2 separate regions of the Mus musculus genome follow, and region 2 is linked to region 1. Evidence: chromatin contacts called from ENCODE Hi-C or POLR2A ChIA-PET data. All regions are on one chromosome and are shown on one strand. Each heading gives the region's core, a stretch centred on a gene start or an enhancer-like site at or near the end of the contact. The rest is flanking DNA. Distances are from core to core; before and after follow the strand shown.

Region 1 (2,885 bases), core at 124-2,623:
CAGGGGAAAGCAAGCGTTGTCAACCCACCAACATAAATCTGCCAACTTATGTTCTTCACCCTAGAACCGCTCTGCTCTGCAATTGTAGCACCATATTCAGAAAGCTTCTGTACCCGAAAATAACGAGATCATATCTACTATTGGTTTTTCAAGTATTGTTAGAAGCCCTCCCGATTCCCGCCCCTGCGAGCCACATCTATAAACAATCCAAGCACACGATAAGGGCTAAGTCAGGTCCAAGTGGATTAAGTAGCTGCCACAGTTCAACCGGTAGATCCCAGGTCCTCGGCTGCTGGTGCTACTCAGTAGAGTCCGTTTTCTCTAACAGCCTCTCGCGGCCGGTAACTTTGAGGCTGTAGCCCGAGGGATGGACGACAGCTCCTGCTCCGCACAGTCCCGGGCAAGACACTGTTGGATCAGCGTAGCGGCGTCCTCTTCCTCCTCCAGGGATCCCCTGTCAGAGCCAGGCGCCCGAGGGCTGCAGAGTGACTGAGTCCGGTCCGCTTCGGCCACCCCCGGACCCCGGAGCGCTCGCGGGGCTCGTGGCCGCAACCGCGGCGACCGCTCGCTGGAGTCTGCGCACCGCCTCCTTGATGAGGTTTCCGGAGAGCACGAGCTGCTGCAGGAGCCGGTGCGGGTCGTCGTCGGCCGCGCGCGCTCCGCCTGCTGTCCACCGCCGCTGCTGGATTCGGTGAGAAGCCACGGAGCCGGGGAGCCACCCTCGCCGCCCCGGCCCGGGAAGCGCGCTGGCACCCGGGGCGATCTCCGCAACGCAGTAGGGCGCCGATCGGCCCCGCACACGCCCGCGCTCCCCCAGCACGCAGCGCACGGCCCCCGGAGGCGCAGGGTCCCCGGTCTCTGCTGACCCCGTCGGCCGCAGCAGCCGCCTCGCTGGGGTCCCGGTCTTGTCCGCCGACAGCGCCGCCAGGACCCGCGGAGGCGCGGGTGGGGGACCCGGGGCGGCACACGGCGAGGCCGGGCGATCGTGCGCCGTGTCCAGCTGCAGCGTCTCGCCGATCTGGACGATGAGCCGATCCACGTCGGTCGAGCCGCCCAGAGTCACCGACTGCTGCAGCAGGAGGAAGCTGTCGTCGTCCTCCTCCCCCTCTGCCTCGTCGCCGGCTTCCTCCTCCTCCTCTCTCCGGCAAGGCATGGCCCCCCGCCCGGGCCCCCGCGGCTGTGCGGGCGTCGCTGGCAGCTCGGTTGGCCGCGGGCTCGGCGAGCCGCGGCTGGGGCGGGAGCGCGGCGGAGGCCCAAGCCGGGCCAGGAGGGGGCCGAGCCTGGGGATGCGGAAGCCGGGACCACCGGGCAGAGGTACCGCGCGCCTTAGAGCCGCGGGAGCCGGAACGCTGCCGGCTTGGGTTGATTTGTAAACAATGGGTGACGTCGCGCGGCTCCTACCACCGCGCGCGACCGTGGGGGGAGACGTTCGCTAGAAGACTTAGGGGCGCGGGACGGCGCAAACCGTGCGAGACCACTGCCCACACTGTCTGCCCAGAGATAGTTTATATGGTTGCGAGCGATTCCGGGGACGGGGCACCGACTTCGCCGAGCCCAGGTCCTAGGACCTCTCGGTCCTAGGAGGCACCCTCGGCGACTGCCAATTGGCTGCTCCCACTCGCGGACACACCCCCAGCACACCCAGCCCCTCCTCTGCCGCGCCCGCTCCAGCCCCACGTGTGGGTAACGCCTGCGCTGGCCCGGGGAGGGGCGACCCCGACGGTTGGGAAGCCGACCCTGTGGTCAGAGCTTCTCAGACTTGCTCCGGTTTCTCAGAGCTACATCGAATTGACTTTTTTTGTAGTTCAAACGAAAATGTTCTCGTAACCATAGGATTCAAACGAGATTAACAGGCTTCCCCCCCCCCCCTTCATCCTCCTCTTTGTACATTATACAGCCACACACAAAAGCATTGCAGTCGCATTAAATTATAAACGCTTTTTCCGGTGACTGCACGCGCTTTGAAAACACTGTACCGATTACGTAAGTTTCCATTAAGTACTTGTAATTGTTTAAATTCCTTCAACGGTTGCTGTTTCTCTGAGTTCGCCGTTGTAGTAAGTGTGTGACTAATGCTCTTTCCCATAAAACTTTTCCAAATTTATGATTCATTTTTCAGAGTACATTCCTAAGAGTGGAGTTTTAGGTCAAAGGATAAGAGTTTTTTTTAGTTTGGCCCTTTTATTTTTTGTAATATGTATGGAAAACCTAGAACTGGGTGAATACACTCTTATTAATATGTGATATACGTCATTCATTGAAACGACTAGAATTTAGTCATTGAAAACCTTATTGTGTATATGAGTCATGTTACAGGTGAAATTGACATTTTTCAGTTTGCCTGTTATATATATATATATATTTTTTTTTTGGTTTGGTTTGGTTTTGGTTATGGTTATTTATCTATTTATTTTGGTTTTTCGAGACAGGGTTTCTTTGTGTATCCCTGACTGTCCCGAAACTCACTCCGTAGACCAGGCTGGCCTCGAACTCAGAAATCCACCTGCTTCTGCCTCCCAAGTGCTGGGATTAAAAGCATGCGTCACCACTGCCTGGTTGGTTTTTTTTTTTTTTTTTAGACTGGGTTTCTCTGAGTAGCCCTGCTGTCCTGGAACTCACCCTGTAGACCAGGCTGGCCTCAAACTCAAAGATCTGCCTGCCTCTGCCTCCCAAGTGCTGGGAGCATCCTGGCTAGCTTCCTTTGAGACTTCTTTTTTTTTTTTTTTTTTTTTTCTTTTTTCGAGACAGGGTTTCTCGGTATAGCCCTGATAGCCCGGGCTGTCTTGAAACTTACTCTGTGGACCAGGCTGGCCTCGAACTCAGAAATCCACCTGCCTCTACCTCCCAAGTGTTGGTATCAAAGGCGTGTGCCACCACGCCATTCT
Region 2 (2,885 bases), core at 160-2,659, 46 kb before region 1:
GGTTCGGAAGCTCAAGATTGGGGTTCCCTGGATTACATGAGAGACTCTGTTTCAAAAATAAATAAATAAATAAATAAGCCTCACAAGAACCCCCAGACTAATCCCCTGCAATATGCAATTGACAAGTACACGGGTAGCTGAAACGAGACTGGGAGTTCCAGTCCAGCCGAGGTACTTAGCAAGAACCTGTCTCAGTAACGACAATAGAGGGTTTCAGATTCAGAGAAAACTGTGTTGGTCAGATAGTTAACAGTTTCAAATTTTACATTCAGTTGACAGCAGCCTCAAGGAAGAATTCTAAGTCCTCTTGCTGTAGAACAGTATTTCATTTGTCCTCATTTTCATTACAATTCAGGATTTTCGAGTCGGAGGAGAGATAATCTAATGACATTTATCAACCCACGGGCACAGTTCCCGGGAGAAATAAAAGGTCAAAGAGTGGAAAACTCCTCCATACAAAACAGTAACAATACCCACACAAGCCCATCAGGGCTCAGGAAAAATCAGGCTCACAAACTCGGTTTCCCAAAATTCTTGGTTCTTCTGTTCTGTACTAACTCCGTACCAAAGCATAGCATTGATCATACTCTCTGACAATGTAAGTAATCTCATTCTATTGGAGTGTGTCAGACTCCAAATATTTGTTTGTAATCGGTTAAGAAAGGCTCGACTTTATGACAGGGACAGTACTCGTTCCAGAAAGAAGAAATGAGATCACAATTTCAAGGAAACATAAAAATCTATCGTATTTTGAAGTGTTTGCCAGGATGGGTGCTATGCGCTTTAAATAGGTTGTGTCATCCCGTCCAGGTTCTGAAATAAGTATCGTTATGTTTATTTACAGAAGAAGGCTGAAGCCGAGAAAGGTCAGCCAGCTTAGGGGACAAAAATCCCTTTTAACCATCACTCAAGTCGCGGCTCTGAGTAAAGCGCAGAGGCTGTCACGAAGGACATTTAAAGCTCCCGGGGCGTTGTGGGATTCTCTAAACCGCTCTGGGCTTCAGTTGCCACTCAAAACGCTCGGCGCCAGGGCAGACACCATGACCGTGGCCCGGGGGTCTGCAGCCAGAGCGTCGGGAGGGCTCCACACACGGCCGTGGGACTCGCGGAGAGCAGCGCAGCGGGAAGCACGGACCGCAAAGACCCGCCTCAGCCCCCGCAGGCGCGTCGGCGTAGACACCACGGGAGAGAGGAACAAAGCCCGGGCCTGTGGACCACGGTGACTCAAGGGCAGGGCGGCGACATCGCTAGCCCACAGTCCCGTCTCCTAGGCAGCAGGACGGAAAACTTGGCTCACCTCCGGCCAGAGTCGCAGACCGGCGCCTCCCCTCCACTCGGCGCCTCAGCCGCCATCTTCCGCGGCAGCTTGGTCTGCAGCCCCGCCTCAGGCACCGCCCCTTAGCCCTTAGATTGGCTAGGATGGTTTTCTAAGTCCTGTACGATTGGACGAACCTATGGCCCCGCCTAAATAAGAACCGTTCCATGCTACTATTGGTCTATTCAAATATCTAACTGTCATTGGTAGCACAGAACCAACGAAAGGGCAGGAGAAACACCTGCCCGAGGCCTACCGGGAGATGTAGTTTCTCGTTTTGATTAACCCATGTAGTTCCGCGGATCAAGTCACAAATTCCTGGCTGCGCTCCCCTCCCCGCTAGGTAAATCTCTGAGTTACAAAACTGTCGGTTTTTAAAGTCACTTGAAGAGAAAAGGTTCTTGAGGCCCTGCCCATCCCCCAGTTCGGTAGGCAGTTAACGGTTGCTAGGGAAAAGGGCTCATCACCCCTCACTCACTTAAACCCCCATTCACCCCACCCCCAAGATCCATAGGCTTAGTAAAAGGGAAGAAAAGGCATTTTCTTCAATGGTATATAATCAGTGGTAAATTGCATACGTTCCTGTAAGCTACCCTAAGTAAACTCTTGTGTGTGTATATATGTATGTGTGTATGTATGTATGTATTTATGTATGAATGTATGTATGTGTGTGTGTATGTATGCAGGGGCTGATCTTCAGGGTACATATTTGGGGGAGGGGGAAAGTCAGTATAAAGACACCAAAAGCACTGGCTAGAATAGAGAGGCAAATTTTGGGTCATCCAAACAAGCCTCCTTGGGTGACTTCAGGCCAACAAGAAAATGTGACTAAGCCAGGCAGTGGTGGCGTATACCTTTAATCCCAGCACTTGGGAGGCAGAGGCAGGTGGAAAAAAAAAAAAAAAAAAAAAAAACATGGTATTGATATATGAAATTCACAATTAACAATAAGGGGCAGCTAGAGATGGTTCCGTGGTTCTAAGAACACTTGCTGCTTTTCCTGAAGACTAGAGTTTGATTCCCTGCATTGAAAGGTTCACAAGGGCCAGACAGTGAGTCCAGTTCCAAAGGACTGATTGCCTTCCTATAGCCTCCAGAGCTGGCCTCCGGGGCACATGCGCACAGATGCACAGAGACACATAAAATCTTTTCTAAAAGCAAAAAATATAGATGGTAGAGAGTAAAAAGTGAAGGGAAAGAACATTGTGACCCTGACTTGACCCCCAGACCAGGCAACCTTGACCCTATCTTGACCCCAAGCTCAAAATCAGGGCCAAGAAACAGAATCCCACCAATCCCTGAGCACAAAATTCCCACCAACCCCTAGAATTGCCCCAAAATCAGGCCACAAAAATCCCACCACTCCCTCCCTGGACACCCTGGAAAGCTCTGTCTTCATCGCCTGTCCCGCCCCACCAAGAAACCCTATACAAAACCCGCTGAGCTTCTGCCGCTTTTCACCCCAGCAGAGGCCGCCACCCTCCGCGGGTTTCCCCTTGCAGTAAGTTTCCTGTGTGAGGTTGGTTGTATGCTGGGTGGGACTTTGTGGTATTCCTTGGCTCAGGACTGC

The links. Hi-C counts contacts between places; a loop is a spot of excess contacts on that map. ChIA-PET counts read pairs that join two places held with the same protein, here RNA polymerase II (POLR2A).
Region 2: a loop to region 1 is called in a map of heart, with 4 times the contacts of the local background. The contact joins the promoter of Arhgap19 here to the promoter of Frat2 in region 1. A Hi-C loop is called at or near these places in 10 of 37 maps with a recorded cell type or tissue (adrenal gland, gastrocnemius, heart and 1 more). POLR2A ChIA-PET finds 5 or more read pairs at or near these places in 2 of 5 experiments (Patski and embryonic stem cell).

Annotation. Positions count from the first base shown.
Region 1 is chr19:41,846,759-41,849,643 of GRCm38, forward strand. Frat2 (frequently rearranged in advanced T cell lymphomas 2) reads right to left here and starts at 1,374. Exons shown (of 1, transcript NM_177603.3): 1 at 1-1,374. The coding sequence starts at 1,153. The coding sequence ends at 458.
Region 2 is chr19:41,800,675-41,803,559 of GRCm38, forward strand. Arhgap19 (Rho GTPase activating protein 19) reads right to left here and starts at 1,410. Exons shown (of 12, transcript NM_027667.3): 1 at 1,298-1,410. The coding sequence starts at 1,353.